Linked DNA regions of Mus musculus: all the other regions are linked to region 4. Evidence: chromatin loops called from intact Hi-C (ENCODE). Cell type or tissue: left cerebral cortex. All regions are shown on one strand. Region 1 overlaps Adgrv1 (adhesion G protein-coupled receptor V1). Region 2 overlaps Adgrv1 (adhesion G protein-coupled receptor V1). Region 3 holds the start of Lysmd3 (LysM, putative peptidoglycan-binding, domain containing 3). Region 4 holds the start of Arrdc3 (arrestin domain containing 3). Region 5 overlaps Adgrv1 (adhesion G protein-coupled receptor V1). Region 6 overlaps Adgrv1 (adhesion G protein-coupled receptor V1). Region 7 overlaps Adgrv1 (adhesion G protein-coupled receptor V1).

Region 1 (4,000 bases), 270 kb after region 4:
GTGTAAACAGAGCCCAGTTACTAAGAAGACTCTCAGACAAGACCAGCTTCCAGGAAGAAGCAAAAACCAGCTGATCTGCTTAAAAGAGGTTTAGGGCAGCTGAGGCACCTGAGAACAGTCTCCTACCTGTTGGTTGAGCTACCTGCAGATTGTGCAGTGTACTTCAGAATCCCTGCTATTGTGATCTGTCACTCATGCTAGAGTAGACCTTGGTGATGCAGCTGTGTTTGGAGTTGTTTCTGCTCCTGTCAATAACCCCTTACCTTTATCCTTTAAGTGACCTCAATGAAACTCATTGGGTTCACCAAATTGGACTTTGGTGGTACCTATCCTTTGTCTGTCAAGGTTCCCTATCTGGGATGTGTTTCATATCCCCAGGAAAATTTTGTCACACAACAGCAAGCTATCAGTATGGACCTTGATCTTAATTCTGCTAGAACTTAGGTATTTAAAGTTGGCCTAATGTCCTACCTTTCCACTTAGAGTACATACTGGTACAGGCAGAGGGAAATGGTCCTTCAGCCTTCACAATACTTGGTGTAAGTGTCACCAACTGTGGCATATCTTATAGCTGATGGTTTACTCATTTCAATCATTGGTCCTACAGGGGTGTGGCGGTCTTCTCTAGGTATTGACAGTACCAGTGTACTTCCACTGTGCCTACGCAGAGGTGCCCATGTACTCTCTAGATTCAAACTTTTAGGTCACTTTGTGGCTTCCCCTTCCTAACCAGATAATGTACTTTGATCAAATGTCATCATGTACCTTGTATTCTGATTAAAGAAAGTGTCTCCCCCTCCTCTTCTCTTCTGCTTTTAAGACTAAGTAGTGACCCATAGACCTCCTGTGTGCTATGTAAATGCTCTACCACTGAATCATATCTCAGCTGCATGATTCTCAGCATATGTATTTATGCACATATCCATTTTATAAGACAGTGAACAAATAATGACTATGTAAAAGCAGTTTGGGTAATTTTATTGAACTATTTTAGTCTGGCTTTTTTTTTTCATGTTGGAAAATAAGAAAAAAAGTGTTCATTTGTTTCATTTGATAATTTTAGAATGCAACATCTTCCCATTTCACAAAAGCTCTGAAAGTCAGTTTTCATTTTTTTTGCTATAGCTATAGCCCTCAGTTATAAAACTTAAACGTATTTTTAAAATTAATTTAAACTTGCCATTATTGGACTTGAGTAGGGGTCAAATATAACTTTTAGTCACTGAAATTTTCTTATATCTAAACATTAAGAGGAAATTGCTTAACCATCAATTCACTGTTCAATTGAACTAATGTGTAGATACACATGCCCCATGTATTTGGATTATTTCTCCATCGTTACCGTCTGATTAAAAACTATCCATAAAGAAACACAGTTTTGCAGTTACTCAATATTGCTGAAAATAAACTAGTAAATACTTTCCATTTTTATGTGTACATGATAAGAAAGTTGTAATTTCTGCCACATTCAAATGTTAAATATTTAACTCCTACCATATTACTCTAAAATGTTGTATGCCATTGTGCACACAAACTCAACTTTATGTAGACTCTTACGTTTTGAACATTGACACTTGGTGCTTTGCATTCATTAAATGTGTATTGCCTGTAAGGCTTGGCTTACCTGCAGACTATTGAAAATGACAAAGAGAACCAACATCCAGAAGTGTCTGTAGGCCATATGCAGTCCTCCCCAAAGCCACGTCATAGAAATCAGGGCGAAGAGATATAAAATCAGAGGAATTTCTGAAAATCACAAAGACAAGGAAATATGTTCAGAATATCGCATGATTAATCACATGTAAACACAGTATTAGTTTGGTCTCCTTCTCAGGGAAGATGGTCTATACCCTAATACCCATCCAGGAAACAACCTTTGAAATCCTTCCTTTTCTTGTGTGGAGGAGGGAAGGCATTGTGCAGAGCCACAGTTCCAGGTTTTCAAATGGGTCTGCTTGCCACTTGGGGAAGGAGAAGGAAGACATTTGTCCCTGCCTAGGCTACCACCTGCTGGACTGTGTGGGAAGTAACAGGAACAAACACAAAGATTCCCAAATTTCTTGAGGTAGCCCTGTGCTCTCCAGTAAGCATACTCCAACATGGCATTAAAATCATGACATTTAAAGTTCTTTGTGTGATACTCAGCTTTTATTTCCTTGAGAAGATAACAAAATGTATTGTGACTGTTCCAAGTGGAGATGAAGTGACTGACTCAGTTGCCATCAGGGGACGTGTTTTCTACCCATCATGCTCTTGTGCAGTTGTCCTGATGGTTTCCATACTAAGTACCCTGCACAATGGGTCCATTGTGCCACTGGAGCTATAAATTGATTTTTATTATTTTTTTGTGTATGTGTGTTTGCCTGCATGTTTTGTATGACCTGCTGAAGCCAGAAGAGGGTGTCAGATGCTTTGAAACTGGAGTTACAGACAGTGGTGAGTCAACTGGTGTATGCTGGGAATTGAACCCGGGTCCCCTGAAAGGGCAGCAGTGCTCTCAACCACAGAGCTATCTCTCTCTTCAGCTTCTCTAACAGTGATTCTGGGTCACAGGACCATGGTCATTTCCACTTGTCTCTGATTTAGTGAGGGAGTGTTATTAGAGTTTTCAGATGTCTTTACAGAAGAGATTTTAATAGTGATACCACAATCTACGTGTACTTTAGAAAATGAATGAAGTCGTAAAGCAGCCATACATAAATATATTTTCATGATATTGAAATGCATGGGGATAGACTAGCACAGGAACCCCCAGGGCAGTCCTGATCATCCATGAACAGCACTTAAAAATCCTCACACACTCTGGGGATTTGAATAGTTAAATACGACTTCAGCAATTAAAATTTTTTATTTTGCTCTGAAACAACTGCAAACATGCACATTAGATGTAATGTCGGTATGGCTACAGGACTTTGTGGTCTTAAAAATTTATCTGGAAGTTGTCAACTGCATCTTCTTTACTCTGTAAATACTACATTTTGTATTTTCTACAAAGATATTTTCTTTTATAGACAGTTTCAAAAATGAAGAAAGCAACACAGAAACACCCTCAAGTTCCGTTTGGTTATTATTTTTAAATTTTAATTTATTATTTGTGTGTGAATGAATTTTTTGTGTGTATGTATGTATGTATGTATTATATATGTATGGTATGTAGGATGTATGTGTATGTTTGTATGTATGTATGTACATATGTATTGAATATAGTATGTATGTATGTGTATATGTATGCATGCATTTTGCTTGTGTGCCTGAGTGAGGGCAACTGCATGCCACAGCATGTGTGTAAGCCAGAGGACAACTTTCAGGAATTGATTTTGTCCTTTCACAGTGGGTTCTGGGTTTCAAACTCAGTCCATCATGCCTGCATGACAAACACTTTTACACACTGAGCGATCTCACAAACACCATTCAGTTATTCTAACAATTTCCTCTGTCCAGTGAGAGCCAGTGTTGCATCGTTGGCATCTCTGTATTCCTTTGAACCCAAATGGTTGAGATCTTTGACTCTGACATCTTGATTTATTACAGGCAGTTTTTCTTGTAGAGTACTGTGCTGGCTAGCTTTACATTTCAGCTTGACTCAATTTAGAATCACCTGGGGAAGAGATTGTTAGTGAGAGATCATTGATATTGGGTTGCCCTGTGTACATATCTACTGGGATTGCCTTGATTGCTAATGTTAATTGATGTGAAGAAGACCCAGTCCACTCTTGGTGGTTCAATTCCCTAGGCAAGGAACCTGGATTGTATAAGAGTAGGAAAATCAAACTGAACACAGGCAAACAAGTGTATACATGTGGCTGTGAGGTGACCAGCTGTCATATGTTCCAGCCACCTTGATTTCTTTTCTCTTGAACTAACTGTGAGAAAAACAAAAAACAAAAACCAACCAACCAAACAAACAAACAAAAAACCTCTTTCTCCCTTGCAGTTGCTTTAGTTAGGGCATTTTATCATAGGAACAGGGATGAAACTAGAACAAGTACTGTAAAATTTG
Region 2 (4,000 bases), 490 kb after region 4:
AGGTTGGGAAGTGTTTGATCTATTTCTATCTGTACAACATGTAGTCACAATATTCTTCTGAAAGACAACCCTTGCTCCAGTTGCTAGTTCAAAGCAAGATCTAATTTTGATTCTATTATTTAAACTCTTGAAACTTTTTTTTGTTGTTGAATTAGCAAAAGTAAAGAGAACAAGATCCAGTCAGATTAATGAGTAGCCAGAAGTTCTAGCTAAAGGAAAACTATCTCTATTTATAACACTTCATCTTGCTCTGCTTCAATTGACCTGAAATAGACAGGTAACAGACAGCTTGATGATGATGATGATGATTGATAGACAGACAGACAGGCAGACAGACAGACACATAGATAGTAGATAGATAGATGGTAGATAGAGATATATACATACATGTGAACACACATACATACACACACAGATATGTATGTATATACTTAGATAGATAGATGATTGATAGATAGACAGGCAGACAGAGTTCTTAGTTAATAGCATTTGGGGCCCTAGACATGTCTTTCCTATTTTAACAGTTTCAATGCCACAGGTCAAGATACTTGGGGAAGTTAAGTCCTGTCCTACTGGAAGGAGACAGGGTTTTGGAGTCATATATGGCTTTGGGTTCAGTCTTGCATGCAGTGATCCTTAGAAAGTCTCCAAGATGATAGATACTTAAAGTTAAAATGACAAGGGCTCAGACTAAGGGAAAGTCTTTTAGGAGTTGTGTGCAATCTGGATCATTCCTGAAAAACAGACATTGTACAAAGACATTCCTGAATGTTGCGGCGTGATAAACAGCCCAACTTTTACTGAATTCTAGATAATAGTCCTAAGAGTTAACATAAAATTCTCTTCCGCCTTCATGAAGAAGAGAAAGATGAAGTTAAAATCCATGCACATCCATTAGCTGACAAAAATAAGGTAAAAACCAAATAAAACCACGTAAGTGTTTCAACTTCTGAGCTAGTCACATAGACCATGGTGAGTCAGTAGAGAGGCTTCACAGAGCTTGTGCCACAGCCATGCACATGAAGGGTCTCTGGACAGATATCTTTATTCAGTTTCAGAAGATGAAGTTAAGCCATAGACAAAAAGAAACAGAAATCAAGTGTTTTCCTGTTGGCAAGATTTATTAATCTGAGCAAACATGGTTATCTTTCTGTTCTTTTTTTAGATTTGGGGAGTTGCTTTTCCCGACAGAAGCTCTGGAATTGAGAACCCCGCCTGGCAAAGATGCCCTTTGTCCCTCCTGCCACCAGCCCGCTCAGGGCACACAGGGCAATGTGACTCTAAGATAAAAGTTCCAAAGATAGAAGTAGATGTTTTCCCCAGGAATATCTGGCAACAGCATGAAAGGCTGTTGGCTATGTTTCCCACCACATTGGAAGAGAGTGCTCTCACACCTTGCTGCTTAAGCGTTTCCTTGCAGATAAATGAGAAAAAACACAACTTGACACTGAGGGAAATATACTGCTAAAAATATAAACCTTTTCTCAAAAAGTCTGTGATATTTCAATAAGCACAATTTTCTATATTAATAGTAGGCAGGTTACTATTTAGCATAAATGTCGTGGTGGACCGTCTATGGCCCCTGCATTTAAAAGTAACTGATGGGTGGGACAAGGTATTTCTACCAAGGACAGGTAGATACAAGCTTTCGGGTGTTAATTTGCAAATTTGTTCGCTGCAATTTTGAATACAAGAACAAAAAAAAAAAACATAGCTAGAGACTCACAAATGTTTTTTTGCTATGCTATACACTCTGTAGCTAGGCCAAAGAAATCTTTGAAAGGATCCTTCAGTTTTTAACCTTACTCCAACTCTGCAAGACTAACTTTGGTTTTGGGTGGGGAAAAATCCTATACTGCCACCTGCTGGTATATTGTAGTCAATGCCACTTTTTTTCTAAATTTTTTTTTTCCAAAAATGTGTATTGATCATATTTTCCCCTCTGACTACATCCCTACCCATCTAACTTCAATACAAGAACCATCTATTAATTCTTTTGTATCCACCTCCTATTCAGAATATAAATATAATAAAATATGTAGTGAATTAGTAATACAATATTCTATATGTTTCTAAAATTAGAGAACAAGCAAACTTAGGCACATTTCCCTGACAATATGATTTACAAATACATTGTACCATACTCCTTCAAAATGAAGGGATGAGATACGGCTCAGGTGGTCGTGTTTGCCTAGCATGCACAAGGCCCTGGGCTCAATTTTCAGCAACATCCTCAAAGTTAAAATGGCACAGGGCTCAGACTAAGGGGAAGTCTTTTAGGAGTTGTGTGCAATCTGGATCATTCCTGAAAAGCAGACATTGTACAATGACATTCCTGAATGTTGCGGCGTGATAAACAGCCCAACGTTTACTGAATTCTAAATAATAGTCTAAACCAGTCTGATGACGCAAGTCCCTAATCTCAGTATGCTGTACATGGAGACAGAAAGAGTAGAAGTTTGAGGTCATCCTCAGCTACATAGCAAGTCCAGGGCACCCTGTGCTACAGAAGAGCCATCTCTCTGTGACACATATGTACACACATATGCATGCATGCACATGCGCGCACACACACACACACACAAACATGACAATCAACTAAGTCTTGATAAGGAAAGATCTTGGCATGCCTGTCTTCCCCATATTCACAAGTCACCCCTATAGGTAAGTGGAGACATTTTACTCCTTAAAAAGAACCACGGTCCCAAACCCTTGTTTGTTTGTTTGTTTGTTTGTTTGTTTGTTTTTTCATTTCTCCAGGCAATTTAAACTCTAATAATGTCTACTCAGCAAAGATGCAGGATCCAAAAATAGGAGATCCATGTCTGGAACTGTAATGGTCCCAATAACACAATTCTACAACTCATACTATAAGTACTTTAAAGTTTGGTCAATGTAAATAAAAGCCAGTGTTCCTGTAAACATTTCCATTTCTCGTTTTGGAGAATCTGACATTTTTGGAAAGTCCTCACTTTGGAGCAGGAGAGGCAGCTCAGTATTCAAGGGCATTTGCTGCCCTTGCAAGAGCAGCCGAGTGGTTCTCAGTACCCAAGCTGGGTGACTCACCACAGCTATGAATTCAGGTCCTCGGAGTGCAATGCCACCATCTCTCTGCTACATTATACAGTTCATGTGCATATCCCCCACTCCCCATACAGACATAGTAACAAAATTAAATCTTTTAATTGAAAATAAATTCTTCTACAATACACCCTTACTACGGTTTTTCCCTCCCTTCACTCCTTCCAGCCTCCCCCACCTCCCTTCTTCCCAGCTACATCCCCCACTCTATTTCCCTTCAGAAAAGAGGAAGTCTCCAACAGCCAAACTGCAGACAACAAACAGCCAAACAGGACAAAAGAAGAAGCAGTAAGACAAGTCAAAAGCCCTCTATCAAGGCTAGACAAGGAAAGCCAATAGAAAGAAAAGAGTCCCAGGAGCAGACCAAAGAGTCAGAGACACACTCACTCCCACTCTTAGGGTCCCACAAAAACACTAAGCTAACGGCCATAACTTATACACAGAGGATCCGGTGTAGACCCAAACAGACCCTATACTTTGCCGCTTTAGTCTCTCTGAGCTAAAAAATAAAATATATCTTTAAAAATCTCTTGTCTAGTCAAGTGAGAAGAACATTCACTTTAAGTTAGTATTTTTAAATATCCAGGCAGTTGGTAAATAGATTGAATATTTCCTATGGAAACTCTACCAACTGTATGGCTTCTGACGTGAAATAACTAAACCATTACATTGGGTAAAAATAAGCTATTGAAACATTTTTTTAACCATAAATCATCCCTTACATGATTTTATGCCATATTGTTTTGTCTACTCTAAAAATACACTGGGAATGTACACACCTGACTAATCATTTTTCTTAAAATCCATGTTAAGCATAATGTGAACCAGAAGCCAATATTCTAACATATAGATTCTGGTCTTTCTTTCTCATCCCCAGACATGAGCAAATTTGTCTGCTAGCATGCTGAGGAATTATCTA
Region 3 (4,000 bases), 780 kb after region 4:
TCAACTGAACAATTTTAACGGACAACATAGCAGATGAGATCTGAAAAAAAACCTACTACTTTTGGCCTTCGGATTGCTGAGAACACCCTCTTTTCCAAAGACAAATACTTGTTCTTACCGGCCAACTTTCTGGAACTCAGCCAACATTCGTGGCTAACTGCTTCTTTTGTATAGTCTAATAATAAAATATACACATAGTGTGCCCTTTTGGTAAACAAATACTCGATTTTAGTTAGATACAAACAATCATTCAAAAGCTTTGCAGATCTCGTGTAGGATGTTTCTTCAAAGCAAACAGGTAGTAGTCCTGAAGAAATGCTTGGAATTCGTTCTCCCTCAGACTCTCCCAAGGATTCCATGGCCTATTGACATTAAAATAAGAAAAGTAACCTACTTGCAAAAAGACGGTTGCATTCCATTAACATTCATGAGGCCTGAACAGCCGAGGCCCTACACATCAAGAACGGAATATATCCTTTGTCTCCTGATGAGAAAATGTCTCCGTGATAAATGGTTACAGACAGCGGTGTCACAGGGGCAAGAGCTCAAAGAATAACTTGGGCAAACTTTTTTTTCCCCGGTTGTCTTTGCCTGGAGTTCTTTGTAGCATTGTTCAGCACAGTGCCTTGTCCTTTCAAGTAAAAGGCGCTTATTGCAATGTAAGTAAAATCCCAGTCCTTGCAGAGGCACTTCTCAGAAAACCAACCGACCAAGGAACCAACAGAACAAACAAACAAACAAACAAACAATCAAACAAAAAACCCTTTGGAAATTGGAACAGCGTTCCAAAGGCTTTATAATTACTAAGTATTCGGACTGTAAAGAAAAGTGTGGTACGTCTTTAGGCAATGTTGACCTAAATGGGTAAGCATTTAGTCAAGTGCATTGTCGGTCGTCAGCACAAAACACCAGGTGCACCTTTAAAATGTCATACATCATTCGCATAAATACAAACACTGTATTTACCACTTCGGCAAATTTCTAAAAAAAAAAAAAAAAAAAAAAAAAAAAGTCAGAAGAGAGGTATTTATTTCACTGCCATAGATAGTGCAACACCAATGGCGTCCTGTTAATTTTCAAATCCAAGTAGGTTAGTTACAAGTTGTTGACAACTTTGTCCCATCAAAGTGCAGCTCCAGGGCACTGTGAGCTTAGCTTGGCTAGGTGGCTCACTCTGCTGACCTACAGACCCAAGGCACTCTGCCTGTCTTGTTTGCTGCTCTAGGGCTCGTTCGATATGGTAAAGCACGGCCCAGTGTTTTTGCTTTCTTCTGCCCCACCGAGAAGAAAGTGCCAGATACAGAGCATTAAGAAATGCACAGCGGCTCTCCATTGGCTCTTCCTCAAGCATGCCCTCCGCTCAGTACGTTTCTTAGCCAGGAGGACCCGTTGGGTTTAGATTCACAGACTGCAGGAGTCCAACACGGCCCGGCGGCCCCCGGACGGGCGGGGCTAGAGGCGGGGCTGAAATCAGGCCCCGCCCCGGCCGCATCGGCGCGCCTGCGTGCTGGCGTGGGCCTGCGGTTGGCCGCGGGGTTCTGGGTTCCCCGCCTCCGCCCGCGCCCTCGCACCTCCGCCTACTCTACGCGATGACGCACCGCAGGTTTGCGGACGTGGCGGCGGCTGTCGGTGCGGAAGGCGGGGACGGCGGCGACGGCGGCGACGGTGGCAGAAGCGGACCCAGACACCGGAGAACCTAGAGTCGGTCATGAACGTCTCCGGGGCCGCGGCTGTGGTGGAGGACATAACCGTGTCGCCGCGCCCCTGCTAGAGGACAGGTGACGGTGGCTGTGGGGCGGGGCGGGGCAGGACGTCGATCGGGGGGTCACCGTGGGGCGCTGTCCCCGGTTCGGGAAGGACTCTTACCTCCCGGTTTTGGGCAGCCCTTTCCGGGCCATTCTGCCTGTCCCCTTAGCATCTGCTCCGAAGCGTCCCAGTCTGACGCGGCGACTTAGAAATCAGAGATGTAATCTTTGCGGGGGACGTCCGGAGGAAAGGGAAAAATAAAAATAAAAGCGAGTGGAATGGAAGAGGGAGGAAGTTTGCAGTTGTTGCTTAGGTTTAAAATTGGCCCTGGAGAATAGGATCGGGGTGATTCTGTCCTAAGTGCTGAACTGGCTTGTGCCCTGTGAGTCTTCTCTTGCTCCCTGCCGAAGGTCAAGACCAAATATTAATATGCAGCAATTAATATGTAGTACCTAGGGATTTGAGAGGTCGCTTTCCGGTCTAGACCGGGTGGATGAAAACATGCTCACGATACCCATTGATGATCACTTTCAGGACGTTTGTCAGCAGTGCAGTATGCAACATGTTCTAGTTTTCTGAAGCCATAGATTCCATAGATAATTCAGAGAGGTAAAGAGAATTGAGGCTGATGGCTTTGATTCCGTGTACTTTCTAATCTTTAGTAGATTGACATGTCATTACCTTACTGGGCCAAAGTGCAGCTTGGCACTTGGATTACAGATGAACAGTCAGACCGTAGTGTCCAGATTGTTTATTTTGCTTTCCTGTCATTTTAGAGGAATAGAGACAGATGCGCGAAGACGGGAGTCTTTTGATTCCTGATTAAGACATGGTGAGGGAAAGACTGATAGAAGAACACATTGTTTCAAATGGCTTCTGGGTATTAGTCAGTAATTTCAGAGAGCTGTACTAAGAATGGGAGGGAGAGCGCTTTAGAGGGATAGCATACCTAAGGCAACGTAACCACCCATATGCATTGCTTTAGATCTAATCTTTTCTGCTTTTGATGGATGCTTTTGAGGATCTGAAACAGATACTTCCTGAGGTAGTACATGTATGTATGTATGCAACTTGCTACTGGTTCCACAAAACTGACAGACATCCTCTACATCTAAGATGTGGGCTTTTTATTTTGTTTTTAGAAAAGACCTAGATAAGGGAGTGCAAGCGTCCTTGTAGAAACAGGTGTGCTCCTTACTTTAAACTGAGATGTGAAACGTGGCTCTCATTTAGCTTGGATCTGTCAAATTTGGAGTGGTTTTTGGCAATAGTTTAGCCCCTGTGGGAGCAGCTGAAGCAAGCTACTAATATAGCTGTTAATAAATTATCTAAATAGAGACTTTTCAACTTTTAAAGATATACAGTGTCCCTGTAAAGCAAGGTCAGAAACTGGATTTTAAGGGCTGGATTTTATGAAATGAAATAGGTATGTTTTTACATAGAGAATATCATCTTTTTGTTGTCTGAGTTTTAGTTGTCTCCTGCCACCCTCCCTTGTCTGTTTGTTTTTTATTTTAGTTTTCGTTTCTTTTCATCCATCCTTCTAAACCCATTTTGCATTCCAGGATCCATGCATAATTTTTTGATGGTTTCTCTCCTCCCCCTCCCCACCCCCCGCACTGCTTTTCCAAGTTTGCTGGAAGATGTTATCTTCACTGAGATAAACACACTTGTGTGTTTAACATTTGTTCTGCTGTCTTTGAGGAATTTATTATGATTGACCTAGTTTGCTTTCTGTTGCTGTGATAAAAACCATAACCAAAAGCAACTCTTATAAGGACATTTAATTGGGCCTGGCTTACAGGTTCAGAGGTTCAGTCCAGTAAGTCAAGGCAGGAAAATGGCAGCATCCAGGCAGGCATGGTGCAGGAGGAGCTGAGAGTTCTACATCTTCATCTGAAGGCTGCTAGCAGAATACTGGCTTCCATGCAGCTAGGATAAGACTCTTAAAGCCCATGCGCACAGTGACACACCTACTCCAACAGGGCCACACATTCTAATAGTGCTACTCCCTGGGCCAAGCATATACAAACTACCACAGTGGGTTTCTTCGGCTTATACATCTCCATCCATCCTTGAGGGAAGCCAAGGCAGGCACTGAGAGACCGTGGTGGAGGATGCTGCTTAGTGGCTTGCTTTCCATAGCTTGCTCAGCCTGCTTTCTTATACAACCCAGGACCATCAGCCCAGAGGTGGCATCACAGAGGGCTCTTCCATATCTGTCATTGATTAAGAAAATGTTATCTCAGTTCCC
Region 4 (4,000 bases):
ACCTGCACAAGACCAAGCCAAGCAAAATCCTAGCCTAGATTAGAACGGTGCTCTGTAGTCTCCATCTCTTCCTGGGGAGCTAATGGCTACTGGAGAAGAAAGAATCACTCTTTGGTGGGTTTCTTTGGGAGGAGCTTGTGTCCCACAGATAAGACAGCCTGACACAAGTCTTTCAAAGTCCAAAATGATAAAGCATTGAAAGTCTGACAGATTTTCCCAAGTGAAATACATACATAACTATAAGGAGTCAGGCTAATCCTGAGTAGGAATTTCTGATGCATCTTCTCTCCTGTAAAATATGCTGGTTGACACAGTTGCTGCAAAAATCAAAAGGTTTATATTACAAAAATAATAAAATAAATCCAAGTGCCAGTTATGTGTGAGAATTTACCAAGCCATAGATGAAATGTGCTGTCTCACAACAAAAGGTCACTTGAAAACATCTTCTAGAGTAGCACGCCCTCAACCAACTTTTAGACTTAAGTCACCTCACCTGCAAGTGTCCCATGAGACACTCTCTTGATTGATTTTAACCATAACTAGTCAAGTGAAATTCTCCCCAAGCAGGAACAACAGCAACATGAACAGTGAGCTGATGGTGGATTAAGATCATCTCCTGAGGATGTTCAATGACTGTAAGTAAGGGTAGTTAACAACGGTAACACTAACCGGATGCGTGAAACCCTCCACAACGCACATAGAAAAGGTGGCAGCCACAGGTAACGTCTGGGTTTTTATTATATTATTTTTTGATATTTTCTTTGTCTGTCTTATTGGTGGCTACTGTTTTTGTCTGTTGTTTGTTTGTTTGTTTGTCTTGTTTTTAACAGGATCTCAGATAGCCAAGACTGGACTTGAATCCCTGATACTTCTGCCTCTACCCCTACCCCCAAATCTAGGATTACAGGTGCCCCAACCATGCCTGGCTTTTAGAAACCTCATTATCAAGAGAGACTACTAGGTGACGGGAAGGGCAACATTCCCCTAGTACAAACTTTCAGTCAGTAAAATGTGAATTTCCTAGGAGCCGATTCCTCTTGGTGACTCTCGCCTTTAAATTACATATTGGCAACAACAAGCCAAGCCAACAAAGGGGGCAGAAGATGTACTTGACAGGAGGAGAGACTTAGCAGATGAGTAGGAGGACAAAGCATATGAGATGTAGGCTGGGTTGCAGCAGGAAAGAGCCTTGGTGTGAAGATGAATAGCTGAAATCTAAATCAAAATACAATAGTGTCCCAGTGAAACATCAGAGAAGCCCAAGATAGCACGCCACAACCCAGCACTCCCAGCTGTCTCAAGGGGAGACATTTTGAGTCTGCAAATGCAAAGTTATTAAAATCAAAGAGAAATAACATACAAAATTTGACCTAAGCATAACATTTCTTTTAGAAATGAAAATATACACAAGTACTTAGAGGTACCAGCATATTTGTTTGTTCGTCATGCTTTTGTGGCTTCAATAACTAGGAGGGGAAAGCCAAATGAATCAAATATACTTGTTTACACACTTGAGGAATACTATGTAACAAAACCTCAAAAGGAAAAGGGGACCAAAGGGAAATAAATGCAACATGGGTAAAAATTATTGGTTAAGGTTTAGCATGTGTCCATTACTAAAGTCTTTGAGAAGTCACATTAGACTAATAGCAAAGTAAATCTAATGAAGCAAAAGATCCTAGGAGCATCAAATAAAAGAGGGAGCAATACAGGGATGGTGTTGATTCCCCATTAGAAACTTTACAAACTACAAACAATACTAGGATCCTTTTCCATTAAATGCAATTCTCAGGCTCTTACATAGTGATCCTTAATTTTCAGAAATGTGATACAGTTCACAGCACCCACGTAGCCACGTTCACATCTATAACTCCAGTAACAGGGAGTCTGAGGCCACCGATCTTCTGGCTTAACAGGTTCCAGAACACACAATGCGTGCTCTTACATAGATATACATACATAAATAAAATTTAAAAAATAATGTAAATTCTCGTTGTGCCCACTTTTAACTCCACTCCTTGCTCAATCTTCTGTGGTGTCTAATGCTGAAATCCACCTCATACTGAAGGAAACTTGACATTCTAGCAAAGACGTGGCTGTTACCACTAGGGGGAGAAAAACACCAATAGTATTTGTTACCAACCCTTAGCCCAAGGGTTAGACACTTTACCTGGATTATCCACCAGGTGTCAACCAAGAGAAGAAAGTTGCCCCTACCCCCCACCCCGGACCAAATACACAGATGTGTAATTTTATGCATAAAAAGCTAAACTCTTCTTGGCTTTTCCAGTAATTATTCTTCACATAGTTATATTTTAGGTTTTTTTTTTCAGTTCAAGTGTCAAGTTCAATCTAACTAAACATGTAGATTTTTTTTCTTTTTTAAATAAAGAAAACAGCAAGATGAATGTGTTTAGTTTGTTGTGATTCGACCTATCCAGATTTATCATTCAAAAAAAAAATCTAATGTTTAACTATGGACAACCAACCCCCCACATTTTTTGGTTAGGCATAATACAGGATTTTATAACATAGCCCTGTTATGAGGTTATGTTGATTGTTAATGATCTATTACCCCCTAAATCCTGGTGATGTTTATGACTGAGTATTTTACTCAAGGCATTAAAAAAGGAGAAATGTGCCTGTATTTAAAGATGCAGCACGGCAATTAGCATGTTGAATTAAAAGTAAGGCTTAACAAAATTAAGCCTCACTTATATAACAAATCATACTTAAAAACCAAAAACCACCTTATATGCTTTCCTAAGGCTTTTCAGTCTGTTGTAAACAATGTCAGCTAAATGACTATGTTCAAACCGCCTCTTATGAGGTGGTAATTAGGGGTGTGAGCTCTATTCTTATTCCTGATACAGGAGTTGTAATCGAGTCATTCCCTGCAAAAGGAGCAAAAGGTGATGTCTTGAAAAAGGACTTTTTCTCCCTTCGAGGAAGTGGTCAGGCCTACACACTACACAGACAACTTGATTGGGTTTGATGCTGTAGGAGCTGAAGACGGGAGCTGCCTGGAGCATTGTTCTTTGGCTCCTCAGGCCTTGGCTTAGTCCATTGCCACCCAGCCTACAAAGTCCTGCTTGCTTTTGTTATTTCTATCCAAGTCAACAACGCTTTCTTCTATGAACAATATTTGTCTGCTTTTTATTACGTTTCTTTTGAAATTCATTAGCTCAGACTCGGGCCACCAACCGCTTGCCCAACTGGTTTCTCCCCTTCCCCCACGGCTCGCACGTCCTCCGGGTCCGCGGCCCAGGCGCACACTCCTGGCCTGGCGCCGCCGGGTCCCTCTGCTCAGCTCCGGGAGCGCGTGCGGGGCCGGCGCTGCGGCCGCGGCGGGGGTGGCGGGGGTGGCGGGGGTGGCGGGGGTGGCGGGGGTGGCGGGGGTGGCGGGGTGCCCGCCTGCCAATCGCAGCGGCCCATGCACCGAAGTCGGCGGCGCCCGCTCCACACCTACTGTACCGGGAGCGTGCGGCAAGAGCCGGGCGCGCGCCGCGCGGGAGGGAGCGCGCTGGAAGGCTGGCCGCAGTCGCAGCCTGCGCCTGCGCACTAGGGTTGTTTTTCACAAAGCTGCTCTTAAAGTGAGCTGGCAGCCTCCAGCCGCCCGTCTTTGTAAGGAGACCACTGAGACGAGCAGGAGCGTGGAGCAGCGGCTTCTCTGCTGCCCTGACTTTTTAAGAAATCTCAATGAACTATTTGTAGACAATCACTGATCCTGCCTGCATGATTTTTTTTTCTTGCACGGCAAAGACACCCATCAGTGTTAAGTGAAGATCACATCTTATATGCGATCTTGACTTTTTTTTTGGTCTTACATTATATTTTTATAGATTTTGTTATAATCATGGTGCTGGGAAAGGTAAAGAGTTTGACAATAAGCTTTGACTGTCTTAATGACAGTAATGTCCCCGTGTATTCTAGCGGGGACACTGTCTCAGGAAGGGTAAATTTAGAAGTTACCGGGGAGATCAGAGTAAAATCTCTTAAA
Region 5 (4,000 bases), 430 kb after region 4:
CAGAGAATTGAAACAGTGAGGGCTTTCGAATGCCAAATCCACAAGATCTAATTTAAAGGAAAGATCTCAGAGAACCTTCAGAGGTTTATGGCTTGAGCTGAGGTCCACAGGAAAAAATACATATGCAGAAATGTGTAATGAATGTAATATTGCTGACACCTGACAATAGATACTTGGAGACTAGCATGTTAGCATGTATAATAAATCACCACAAGTCACAATCTTGCTTGGGTAAGACAGGTGTTGTTATTTACCTGGGCAACTGAATGAATCAGTTTCACAAAAACCTTAGCTAATGCACCCATCGTGTTCGCCATTTGGCCCTCAAAACAAGTGGATGATACACCATTCTCGCTATCTGCATACTACAATCAGCAAAGAGCCTCGGCAAAGTTAAACTTCCTCATGTCTGGATAATTATAAACCTTTTAAAACCAGTGTCCCCTCTTCCACCCCAGCCCCATTCAGTGTAGGTTCCATTCAATAAGCTGATAGTTCTCTGACCAAGAGTGTAATCGGCCTATTCTGTAGGGAGTTCTGCTGGCATTCTCTGTTGTCAGGCAGAAAGTTCAGAGAGGTCTTTTTGGAGCCCACTGATTTTATTCTAAAATTCTTACATTCTAAACTCTGGTCTTTCACTAGTCCAAGAACAGACCTCAGGACTTCCCTCATTTTCTCTTTGTCTGAAATTTCTTCCAGAGCACATGCATGGTTTCCTTTCTGATTTCCTTCAGATCTCAAATAAGACTTTCTCAGAGAGACTTCCTCTGGTATCACTGTACACGATGTCTCTATATCTCTCAGTTTCGCACCACAACTTTACCCTTTTTCACAACACTGACTGTGCCCCACTGGTGACCATCCTTGCCTGTCCCTACCCTAGAGACAAGTACCACTAACAAGTTTCTGTGCATTCTGCTGCTGCTGTAAGAGGAATGACAAATGGGCTTTGAAGAATAGTTAAGTACTTAGAGAACAGTACTGATGGGGCAGATCTCAAATGCCAGCATAACAAGTTTAAAAGGCCATGTTTTGAAAAGAAAAACAGCTAACTTCAATTGGAAGTACATTTTAAACATCCAGGGTATGACTATTTCTGGTATCAGTAAGAACTGTAGATTAATTCTGCTTATGGATCATATACTTGGGATCAAATACCACTGTGGGACACCAATGATGAACTGATTTTTCATGGGCCACTACAAATAATGCAGTCTTAGTCACTATCTGTTTAATAAGAGGTTTGAACAGAGTAATCACACGGTACACTCGGGCATTTGAATGCATTGTCTCTAGATGGAGAACTTAGAGATGTAGCTTACCAGGAAAAGGACATCACCAGAGGTAGGTGTTGAGAGTTTATAGTCTTGCCCCACTCCCAGTCTGCACTCTTAGCTTTATGTGTCTGGTTGCAGATGTAACCACCTGGCATCCATCTTCAGCTGCCTGTGTCTATACGCTATGAATTCTCCCTCTGGAGCCGTATGCCAAAATAAACTCTTTCTTTCCTGAGCTGCTTCTGATAGTGGTGTTTCACTACAGCAACAGAAAGTAAATAATACTATACATATGCATGCCTTCACCTACCTGCCACACAGACACAAAGGCACACACACAGAGTAAGACAGACAGGCAGGCAGACAGACAAAATGACACACTAATCCGTCTCTGAGAGGTTTTAATCTGAAGGCTTTCCCTGACAAAAATTGTTTGCTCTGTAATACTACATTTTACTGTGACTGAGTATTCTCATCTGTTCACAACAGACATACTCAAGAATTTACATGTTTTTTGCAAATGAGAAGAAACGGCAAGGTTTACTGGGAACCATCTGGCTGCTGTGGGAACTAGCCTTTGTGAAGAGTACCTTCTAGTGGTCAGATTTATGTAGACTCGGGGAGATGGAAAAGTACCTTTTACTGAAGATGAAGTGGGATGTTTGGGAAATCATGCCTCTAATGAAAGAAAAAAAATCTCAGCCTTGAAAACTCATTTCCTCACCAGTCACCACTTCCTTGAATTCTCTCACCTGCTAAGATAATTACACACAGATTTATCCAGGAGGAAAAATAAGCTGAACTACATTGCCATGCCCGAGAAGGCCCTTCTAGCAAGTGGAAAATTTATGACTATATGAGGAAGGAAAATGAAACAATAAAACAAAACAAAGAGCAAAGTTTTAAAAGCCTGAAGCATGCCCGCCTGCGACTTCAGCTTTACACAGCTGATCATTTGGGACAGCTATCGTCACCTTGGTGACTTCAAACAGTTTTTGAGATTTCAAGTGCCCCAATTTATATGAAGCTGATTGCTCTTTTTCTCAGTCAATGCATAGCAAAGGATTTTCTAGCATGTACATAACCACACTGGGATTTCTTTTGGTTAATTGCTTAGGAAATATGTTTAATCATGAACTCTAAGTAAAGCAGGGGTGGACAGCCCATGGAAACATGTCTCTTAAGAGCCTAGATGGCAATTACAACTGCATGCCTATTCAGATCTGTTCTTTACTTACTTATATCACATAGTAACCAAAAGATTCTTCCTTACTCTTCGTGACTGTATATGATTTGAGAATTCTGAAACAATCGTATTGAATTTTGAAGAAGTGCATCAGCTAGAGACTTGAACTAAGAAGAGAGGGTTGATTCTATTGAAACAGAATGCATCTGCCTCCGCTAAATGAGGTAGGTCCGTTCTTCAGTGCTGACATTTTACATAGCTGGTCCATCCCTTCCGTGCCACCACTCCTCTAGCTCAGTCCCCTCCCCTCACCAATGACAATGACGTAGTTTTGTTTGTCACACCAACCTGTTCAAGCTTTGCTTTACTCTTTAGCATCTCAAGCTGATGTTCCATTTTACTTTGCCAATACATGCGAGAGCCTGTGTGTGAGCAACCTGCATTTACTAAGCTATTTGTTCAGCAAGGGGTGTTCTCTGCAATATTTCTTTCCTACCAACAATTATCCTTTCGTGCTCAGCTCAAGATCACCCACCCCTGCCCGCTGGGATAAAGGAAGTGGCCCCTTCTTTGAGCTTTCAAAGCATTATGCATTGAAATGCATTTTCATGCATTATGGATTAAAGTTGACACCTGCAATGAGGTTCTCTGTTTACTGTGTTTTCAAAGTCAGGTTTGGTCCTTCATAGTGCCAGCCTAGTGCCAGCTTAATGCAAGCACGCAGAGGAGAGTGCTGCAAGTGTTTACTGAATGCAGTAGTCTATGCTTATGAACAGACTCTTATTTTGAGAGAGGTTTCATTAAAACCCAGGTAAACAATTTCCACACTGGACGTGAAACTGCAGTGTCTCCCCATATCCATTACATGTGGCCCGTTACACACAAGAGCAGACTGACAATGGTAATGCAACTTACAGCCATCCAACGACAGCAGCATTTGGCTTCTTTTTAAATAATTGAGGAAACCTAAAACACTTAGCCCCACAAACACACAAATTTGCTGAGAAGAATGATACTTTGGGTACAGTCCTGAAAATCCATTATAGACACACAAGCACAGTGGAAGGGTGTGTCCACATGCAGGTCAGAGGACTGGGGGAGAAGGAGCCTAGTGAGCTGAGTCTAGGAAAAAAATAATGAAGCTGGAACTCCCATTCGCTGTGTCTCTTTGTTCTTTATTCAGAAAAGTAAACCCATCACGTGACCTTGACACGTGGTCATTTGGTTAGATTAGCATTCAAAATAAATATTGACACCAGCATTCCCAATAAAAAAATGGAGCACATGACTAGGATGTTGCTTCACCAAAAAATTCTCATCTCTGTCTTCCAAATGTCATTGTTAGCACACGTGCTCCTTCACTGTGGCTTTTCCAGATGAGCCATATTAAAGAAAGAAATTCATCTGCTGTAAGCAGAATATGGACGAACAAATAACCTAAAGATTATTTCCATAAACCTTATACCCCAGAACTGGCATTACAGTTGGTTGTAAGCTACCGTGATGGTACTGGGAATTGAACTCTGGGTCTTCCGGG
Region 6 (4,000 bases), 230 kb after region 4:
AAAGGTCATCTGGCCAGCTCAGCTAAACATAAAGCCAGCAAATCTATCTGACTACCTTGAGGATGCTCCAGGCTTACCCAAATCCAGGAGTGACTGACAGGATGCTGGCAGTCAGGTAAGAGGTCACTGCCAGTTCAAAGTCACTAAATGCTCATCAGTGTTGCATAGGAAGTGTCATTAGTCATTTTTAAATTAATATATGTGCAACTCTGTGCCTTCCTAACACATGAAAGCGAATTACAGAAATTTATGAATGAGTTGTATACATCTAGATGTATACATGTAGAGAGCAAACAGCTTGTCCTGTAAAAAGGGACTGTTTTTACTCCTCCATCTCAACGTCTAACTAGCTGATGGGGCATTCTGCTCATCTTGTGTGTGTCTGGAAAGAGCTGAACAGCTGTCACTTGACACCCTGTGTGCATCTCACCTCCTTACCTTCCTGGGAACCAACTCACTGCATAGGGACTCTGCTGATTGCTTAACAGTTAAGCAGAGCTTCTCCATACATGTTGCACAAGAACAGCAAACCTCTCTAGTGCATTCTTCAAAAGCCGTTAGCCCTTCAAATTCCTCACAACATACTTGAACTCTTGATAATTACTCTGCTTCCGTCACAAAGAAGGACACTGCCTTTCTGTTCGAGTTCTGCTCATTACACCCTTCTTCCTTCATGTTTTCCACACGTGCTGTACTTACTGTAAGACTACTGTTCAAAGCCTAGTGATTCTGACAATTTCATTTAGACAATAAGATACCTTAAATTGTGTTTTTTTTTAAATATTTCTTGGTGTTTAAAATTTGAATGCATATAAGAATTTGTCACTAAAATTTTGAATCCACAAAGATAAAAATAAAGATACTCAGCTAATTAAAGAATAAATAGAATTAATGTAAAAGTTTTTCTGAAAACATCAACAAGTGTCAGCATTTGTAAAATGTGCTGTCCCCATGGTTCCCATCATCTCTCGAGTATTGAAGCAATTGGAACTGTACCAGCTGTACAACTGTACCCGAACTGTCTACACTTCTTAGCAATCACCACAGCCCCCCCCCCCCAGTCAGAATTAGCTTTTACATACAGGACCTGAGAGGACAAGGTGCTATGCTATACATGGCTGTCTTTGGAGGCGTGTGAGAGTCTAGACTCTTCTCTTTCTACTAGGGTGACACCTTTTCAGCTGGTCTCTATAACTAAGAGCATTTAAAAAGCAGTGGTGTGCATGCTAAACACACAAAAACAAAACAAAACTCCTCATTGTTGTACTTGTCACATCAGAGCAAGCAGAAACACACATTTCCCTTTGATTCAGGCTTGTCTGTTTTTGGAGAGCATATTAATATTCCAAAAGATGTAGGCCCAGTGAATTGGTTTCAAGTACAAATGATAGTGTGCACATTAATAGAAACAAAGTCTTCCTGAAAACACCCATGCTCATCCAACATTTTTTCTTATACAACTAACTTTTCACATGACTGTGACCTAATTACATTGGCCACAGCAATAGACAAAACAGGAAAAAAATTAAAGTGTCAGCCTTAAATGTTGTGCAATGTTCCTGATTTATTTCGAGGTCACTGGAAGTGTTGAGATGTGTCAGGTTAAAAGCTGGATAAGGAAACAAACCTCATGCTTTAAAACCCATCTCTGAAGACCATCTGTTAAAGCTCTGCAGCCTCTCCTGCTTGTTTTCATATCGAGCCTTTCATGCGCCAGGAAATGTTCTGCCTGCTGAACATAGCTACACTCAAAAACTGCATTGTTTTTGTTCTTAAAAGCATAGAAGTACATGGCAAATATTTTGAGACTTTTAGATGTGCTCCAGGAAACACAAACATGGTTAAAATAAAAAGGAAAGAATGTTTAAATGCAGATTATGCTTAAATTGACTCTTGCTTGGTCTCGGCCAAGCTGTGCAAATATAGAAAGGGGGCCTGCATTATCCAAAGTATTCAGCTGTGGAGGTTTCTGACCTCAGAGGAAAAACAAGTTCCCCTTCCAAGTACTGCACGCTGTGTGCAGGGTCCCACTACAGTGTTGTGTGCAGCAATTTCAACAAAGCACCTGGATTCTCCGTTTGTAGAATGTTGCGGTCACAGTCTACACTGCCGGGCCCTGGGATGCATGGATAAAGGAGCATGATTCCTGCTCTCAGACTGCTCACAAATAAAACAATATTTGACCCCCACCAAGCATCAGGTTCATAAACACCAGCTATCTATACTTCCTGTCATTTACAGATGGCAGGTTTACAGGGAAGCTAATTGTGTCTATGAGTTGCTGTTTTGATTATTTTCATGGTCCTTCTATAATCATGAAAATGCTTTTAAGAGTCTTTAACTTATTTACAGTTGGATTGACTATAAAATTAAGATCCATTCTGTATTTCTTTTGACCCAGGAATAAAAACTTATTAATCAATGTTCTGTGAGCCACAAAGGAAATCATCCATAGTTTAAAGGATTACATATGCTCATTACTCTCTTTTTAAAGAATTATTTATTATTAGTTTATTATTATTTGTTTTCATTTGTTATTATTTATTTCCTTACATGATTTTCTTTGCATCAAGTGCATGCAGAAACCCACAGAGGCGCTTGAATCCCTTAGAACTGGAGTCACAGGGGTTTGAGTTGCCTTGTGGGTGGTAGGGAGCAAACGCAGGTTTAACTACTGAGACAGGTCTCTAGTGTGTTCAGCGTGAAGCAAGCAAAGGGAGTTCAGCTGTTCGCTCCATCATGTCTGTCAGTCCCGAGCTTCAGTTCACATGTTTAACAAGAAGTGACAAGACAGAACTGGCTAAGACAGGAAGTGGAACGTGGCTTGGCTGTGTTGGACTCTCTTCTGAGATCTTTCTCCAATTTCATCAAGCTATAAAGGATCCTGGCTGAGTGACACTTCAGGCTTCCATGTAGAGCCCTGCAACTCTCCTGCCTCCAGAGATAGGGCAGGACAAGGTGGCATCATCAGAATTAAGTTCTCTTAATCTCAAACATTTGTTGTTTTTTTGGTTGGTTGGTTGGTTGGTTTTTCGAGACAGGGTTTCTCTGTATAGCCCTGGCTGTCCTCGAACTCACTTTGTAGACCAGGCAGGCCTCGAACTCAGAAATCTGCCTGCCTCTGCCTCCCGAGTGCTGGGATTAAAGGCATGCCCCACCACGCCCAGCTAGCATTTGGTATTTTAAGGAAATCTATTCAATCGCAAGTTCTTAGAAAGAGGAAATGCTCAGTGCTCTTAGTTACGTTTTGTTTGTTTGTTTATAATATAGTCTCTGACTCAAAGACAGAACTCAAGAAGTAATTAATAAACCAGAGACCACAATTCTAAACTGTTATCAGCAGGCAAGTGTGAGAAGGGGTAAGGACAGAGGTGGTATGTGTTGGGTTTCTTACTTTGAGTCGTTTATAATTATAGCTGGTCCAATTCAGTAATGGGTTGATAAGATTCTTCTCCAAGTTAGTGCTTTCCACCTCATGTGCATGTACAGACCCAGTTTTTCCAGAAGGAGCATGAAGTCAGGGGTTGGGGTGTGGTCCTGCTCCTCTGGTGCGTGTCTCTTGGAAGCTGCTGCTTTCTACTGGGGCTAGGTTTGTTCTTTTCTGCGGTTACTTTTCCTCAAAGGCTTACGGCTTTCACTCCTCCCTTGGCAAACAGAGGAGTGAAAAAAGAGAAACAGAGAAGTCACCATGAGCCCTTCTTTCTGGTTTGAAACTGCTCTAGGGATCTGACCTGCTGCATTTTGAATCACTGGTCACTTGGCAATAAGGACGATAGAGTGTGGGTCAATAACAAAATTGGAAAGACAAACACAAGATTGTGTGTGTGTGTGTGTGTGTGTGAGAGAGAGAGAGAGAGAGAGAGAGAGAGAGGAATTTTATATTTAATTTCTTAATTTTTAAGTCTTTCTCTTAAGTTGAGTTTTTTAAGTGGATCTTCTTAGTTTATACTTTAAATAAGATCTGCAGTTTAATCTGTATAGACACTAGAGAAAGGAAACA
Region 7 (4,000 bases), 210 kb after region 4:
CAATAATAAAATAGAACAAGTACCATTAAATCACACATCTACAATGAGTGCGCTTTTGCAGGATGTCTGTCCCACAATGTTCACTTTCACTCTTGGTTTGATTTGCTCCTTCCAACAGGTGCTTGGCTCACAGGTGTCTCATTTCAGTCTGTGTCAAGACCTTGTGAATGGCAAATAGTCTCTGCTGTCTGCACATGAGGCTTATCTGGCCTGGCCTGGCACCTGGTTTCTAAAAGCTTTGGTTCTGTACTTTTAGTATATAAAAGGATCACATTCAAACATGGACAATGATCCAAAAGAATCAAGAATATCACAATGGGCCCACCTTTTCTCTCCACGTCCCTTTCCTCTTCCCTCCCTCTCTCCTTTCCTCCCCCCCTCCCCCCTTCTTGTGTGCTTATAGGATCAAATTACCATATAATCCATTAGAGCGGAATTCAGCAGCGTTGCTGGCATTCATAGTATAATTTGTAACGTTTCTTCCACCATCACTTTTTTGTTTGTGTGTGTGTTGGTTTCCCAGACAGGGTTTCTCTGTGTAGCCCTGGCTGTCCCGGAACATGCTTCGTAGACCAGGCTAGCCTCAAACTCAGAGATGTGCCTGACTCTGCCTCCTGAACTCTTGGATTAAAGATGTGTGTCACCACCGTCAGGCCAACTACCTCCATCATTTCATATATGATGTATGTGTATATACACAGACACACACACACACACACACACACACACACACACACACACACACGTATATACCCTACCCACATTTTCTCAAATACTGAAAGCATTAAGAAGTAAAAATAGTAACTGACAATTACCTTTGGAGAGAGTGTGAGTTTTAGGAATCTGAGAGAAAACACTGCCATTGAGATGCCTGGCGCATGAAACGGGTAGCACCCTCTTTACCCAACATCAAGCTCAATGAAGTCCAGTGACATTAGTGCTCATTAGTTTATGGCACCCTGCCTTCCATTTTTATGGATTTAAACCATGTTTGGCAGTTGCATCCATCCTATCATTCGACAGAGAGCCGGGCAATGCTTCAGCTGAAGGATGATAAATCTGTCACTTCCAGGGAAATTTAGTTCTAGCACCATGTTTTCCAAAGTTCTTAAAAGGGACTCTAGTCCACCAGAGAAGGTGTCTCTGCTTTATATACACTTTGATTTTGTTGTGGTCTTTTTTCCTTCTACTTATAAAAATAATCTGCTTATCACAGTTCAATGTAAGAAGGATGTGGGGAGCATTGAGAAGAAAACAAATGTCAACCATTATCAATAACCCAATGCAGGTTTCATATAACATCTAACTATATTTGACACCTAGATGGAGCACTGTGGTGCTTTAACTGCAGCTTCAAGGGAAATCATGAGGAGAACAAAGTTTCTTAAATTTTTAAATAATATCATATTTTTTTGTTTGGGATGAAACTTAGTTTTCTTAAAAAATATGTAAGAGCTCTAAAAGAAAAGGTCACAGAGCATTCCTCAGGGCAACTTTGTTCTCCTTCCAGCACGTCTTCTGGAAACACAGGAAACGAAGTCATCTTGACTACAGCACTACTCTGGGAGAGATTTCCTCATCTCTCATTCCAAGACAAAGAGAGACTAAAAATCACAAACTGAGAAAATTTTCTCCAAAACAAACTGTACTGTTTCAATGGACCGCCTCTCAGTTTCGTGAGCGAGTGTGGTGGAGTTATTTTTAACTGAGGACAGAACATTCACTTTGGAAAGTGCTCAGAACCTTAAATTTGTTGAGAGCGGAAATCTATCTTGCTGCAAAAAGACCATCACAATCTCAGGGCCCCATCCACCCTCAGGTGCAGAATCATTCCCAGGCCACACATGAGAGCTTTCAGGACTCAAGATCATCTAGAGGGAGAGAAGTGTGGATGTTGAATCCCTACAACCACTCATGGAGGAGACAGGCGCCTGACATCTTCTAGATTCCTACTTTGTATTTTTGCCCCCACACATTTATTCATAAATAATGAGGCTGGATGCTACCACCTGGATTCCAATACTTTTATTGATGATTATTTTCATTAAACCATGTTAGCCAAGTTCGGATGATCAAAAAACAACTAATATTTTTGGATAATGTATATCCTTGTACATTACAGGAATGATCGGATCTTTTATTATAGCAGTCTTTTTTAAATTGCACAAACACTAAGCAATGCATAACATAATAATCACTTCTGTGTTACTCAGTACGATGTACAGGTCTCTACTACATGGCTGTAAATGCCTACAGAGTTTAGTACAAAAGCCAAGGCAATGAGGAAACTTGTCCTCTTTCTACTGGAGAGTGTAAATGGGACTCTCAGAGGTGGGTGTCAGCAATTGGTATCCTTCTGAGTTCTACAATCTGGGAGTCAGTCAGGGTGCCTCCTTCCTGGCTTCCTTGACCAGATTCGTTGTCACTGACACTGAGACCAGCACCTGGAATCAAAAAGAATAAACACATAAACTCAAATGATTAGTGTAATAAATTCTGAATAGTCAAGTTATATTAAACCAAAACATCTTATTTATATATTAGTGAAATTCCAGGCTACTTATTTGGAATAAACAACAGATAACTTAAAATTATGGTATACTTTAAATTCACACAACTTTGGTAGCTTTTAAAAGTAGAAGTTGATTTCTTTTTTGTTGTTGATGATGATGTTTTGTTTTATTTTTGTTTGTTTTCCCCGAGGTAAGGTTTCTCTGGCTATCCTCGACTCAATTTGTAGACTAGGCTGGCCTCAAACTCTGCCTGCCTCTGCTTCCTGAATATTGGGATTAAAAGTGTATGTCACCATGCTCAATGTAGAAATTGATTTCTAGAGCTATAACTTCTGGTTCCTCATGTTTTTGTTTTGTTCTGAGACAGTGTCTCACTTTGTAGTCCAGGCTGGCCTTAAATTCATGGCAACCCTACTGCTTCAGGTAGAGTTCTGAGATTCCAAGAGTGAGCCACTACATGTGGCTTTCTCTATCTCTTTTCCTTGCTGACATGTGATGGACAGGTAAAATTTATGATAGAGAATGTGATTTTTCAACTAAGGGCTTACCAAAATAGAAAGCCAGGCAAGCTAAGAGACTTTTTCATCAATGAGGTAGAAAACATAACCACCAATCCATTGGTTGCTATGCCAAAATAATTTAAAACTATATCAGGTCAGTACTTGTTCTTTTCTTCAGTATGCAGGGACTGTATTAACTCTTGTTTATTTTCTTTTTCTACAGACACAGGCACACACATGTGCACACACACACTCAGTGAGAAATGAAGAGTACAGATGTGGTCATAGAGTGTGCTGGTACCAGGCAATAGCTCCCAGTGCTTCCCCCTCTGATGGCTATTCAGCTTTGCAGAATGAAAGTCAAGTAAGAAGCCAATGGCTGCAGTAGTTACCAAGTCCCTCACTGTGAGGGGGGAGAAAGTAGTTCTGCTGGTAGCTATGGGTTAGTCTTAGCTTCAGAATAACCTATGTGGAGAAAGAACCAGGAGCCTATGTCAACTCCTTCTAACTAAGCCCTACCTCACCTGATCTTATCTGTCCTACCCTCTGACTCATTCATTCCTATGTTTCTATATCACATAAAGTGCCCATCCCTGCTCAGAGCCCCTGGCTCTTTCAGGTTTTTTTTTTTTTTCCTGTTTTCTCTCATGTCTGTTTTTCCTACTGTCTGTGTCTCGATGTTATCCCCGTTGTACCACCTCTTGTAGGATGCACTTGTAATCCTCTGTGCCCTTCAGAGGGCCATTTGTGCTCTTCCTGTGGAGATCAGTTCAGGTGCTGCCTTTAGTTCCTGGCCTGTATCACAACCTTCCTGTTGTTCTGGCTCACACTCATACAAAATACTTGGTGCACTATGGGTATATCTTTATGATGTGTATTCTGCAACCACGCTGAGTCCACCTTCATCACCTTGGGACTGGGCCTCTTGGTGCAGATCCAGTGGTCTTCACTGACATCCTTTTTAGAGATTTCACAAAAGATGGAACA

The links. A loop is a pair of places that touch in the nucleus more often than their neighbours do. Peaks named below come from ENCODE experiments on the same cell type or tissue, not always from the same donor. Only the 100,000 strongest peaks of a DNase experiment are listed, where the experiment ranks them.
Region 1: it touches region 4 in a loop (6-fold over the local background); 29 of 42 quality-filtered maps call a loop at or near these places.
Region 2: a loop joins it to region 4, with 3 times the contacts of the local background. A loop is called at or near these places in 26 of 42 quality-filtered maps.
Region 3: a loop joins it to region 4, with 4 times the contacts of the local background. A loop is called at or near these places in 12 of 42 quality-filtered maps.
Region 5: it touches region 4 in a loop (5-fold over the local background); 17 of 42 quality-filtered maps call a loop at or near these places.
Region 6: it touches region 4 in a loop (2.4-fold over the local background); 3 of 42 quality-filtered maps call a loop at or near these places.
Region 7: a loop joins it to region 4, with 4 times the contacts of the local background. A loop is called at or near these places in 3 of 42 quality-filtered maps.

The regions. Positions count from the first base shown.
Region 1 is chr13:81,153,531-81,157,530 of GRCm38, forward strand. Adgrv1 (adhesion G protein-coupled receptor V1) reads right to left here. Exons shown (of 90, transcript NM_054053.4): 87 at 1,625-1,746. Among named protein-coding and RNA genes, the nearest start is that of Gm32639, 52 kb to the left of the region's middle. In left cerebral cortex, a CTCF peak has its summit at 2,018 (motif pointing left); a DNase peak (open chromatin) is centred at 1,998.
Region 2 is chr13:81,367,939-81,371,938 of GRCm38, forward strand. All of the region lies in intron 83 of Adgrv1 (adhesion G protein-coupled receptor V1), which reads right to left. Among named protein-coding and RNA genes, the nearest start is that of Adgrv1, 260 kb to the right of the region's middle. In left cerebral cortex, a CTCF peak has its summit at 1,872 (motif pointing left); a DNase peak (open chromatin) is centred at 1,812.
Region 3 is chr13:81,656,159-81,660,158 of GRCm38, forward strand. Lysmd3 (LysM, putative peptidoglycan-binding, domain containing 3) reads left to right here and starts at 1,648. Exons shown (of 3, transcript NM_030257.1): 1 at 1,648-1,778. In left cerebral cortex, a CTCF peak has its summit at 1,783; DNase peaks (open chromatin) are centred at 549, 1,549 and 2,646; H3K4me3 peaks cover 2,077 bases; H3K27ac peaks cover 1,390 bases.
Region 4 is chr13:80,879,794-80,883,793 of GRCm38, forward strand. Arrdc3 (arrestin domain containing 3) reads left to right here and starts at 3,629. Exons shown (of 8, transcript NM_001042591.1): 1 at 3,629-4,000. The coding sequence starts at 3,857. In left cerebral cortex, CTCF peaks have their summits at 1,107 and 2,122 (motif pointing right); DNase peaks (open chromatin) are centred at 1,188, 2,099, 3,067, 3,176 and 1 more place; H3K4me3 peaks cover 1,240 bases; H3K27ac peaks cover 1,653 bases.
Region 5 is chr13:81,313,092-81,317,091 of GRCm38, forward strand. The region is part of intron 83 of Adgrv1 (adhesion G protein-coupled receptor V1); the gene reads right to left. Among named protein-coding and RNA genes, the nearest start is that of Gm32639, 210 kb to the left of the region's middle. In left cerebral cortex, a CTCF peak has its summit at 1,868 (motif pointing left); a DNase peak (open chromatin) is centred at 1,827.
Region 6 is chr13:81,107,126-81,111,125 of GRCm38, forward strand. All of the region lies in intron 87 of Adgrv1 (adhesion G protein-coupled receptor V1), which reads right to left. The region is part of intron 2 of Gm32639 (a long non-coding RNA gene); the gene reads left to right. Among named protein-coding and RNA genes, the nearest start is that of Gm32639, 5.4 kb to the left of the region's middle. In left cerebral cortex, no CTCF peak of the experiment used is centred here; a DNase peak (open chromatin) is centred at 1,675.
Region 7 is chr13:81,093,058-81,097,057 of GRCm38, forward strand. It overlaps Adgrv1 (adhesion G protein-coupled receptor V1), which reads right to left. Exons shown (of 90, transcript NM_054053.4): 90 at 2,011-2,444. The coding sequence ends at 2,326. Among named protein-coding and RNA genes, the nearest start is that of Gm32639, 8.7 kb to the right of the region's middle. In left cerebral cortex, no CTCF peak of the experiment used is centred here; DNase peaks (open chromatin) are centred at 1,675 and 2,286.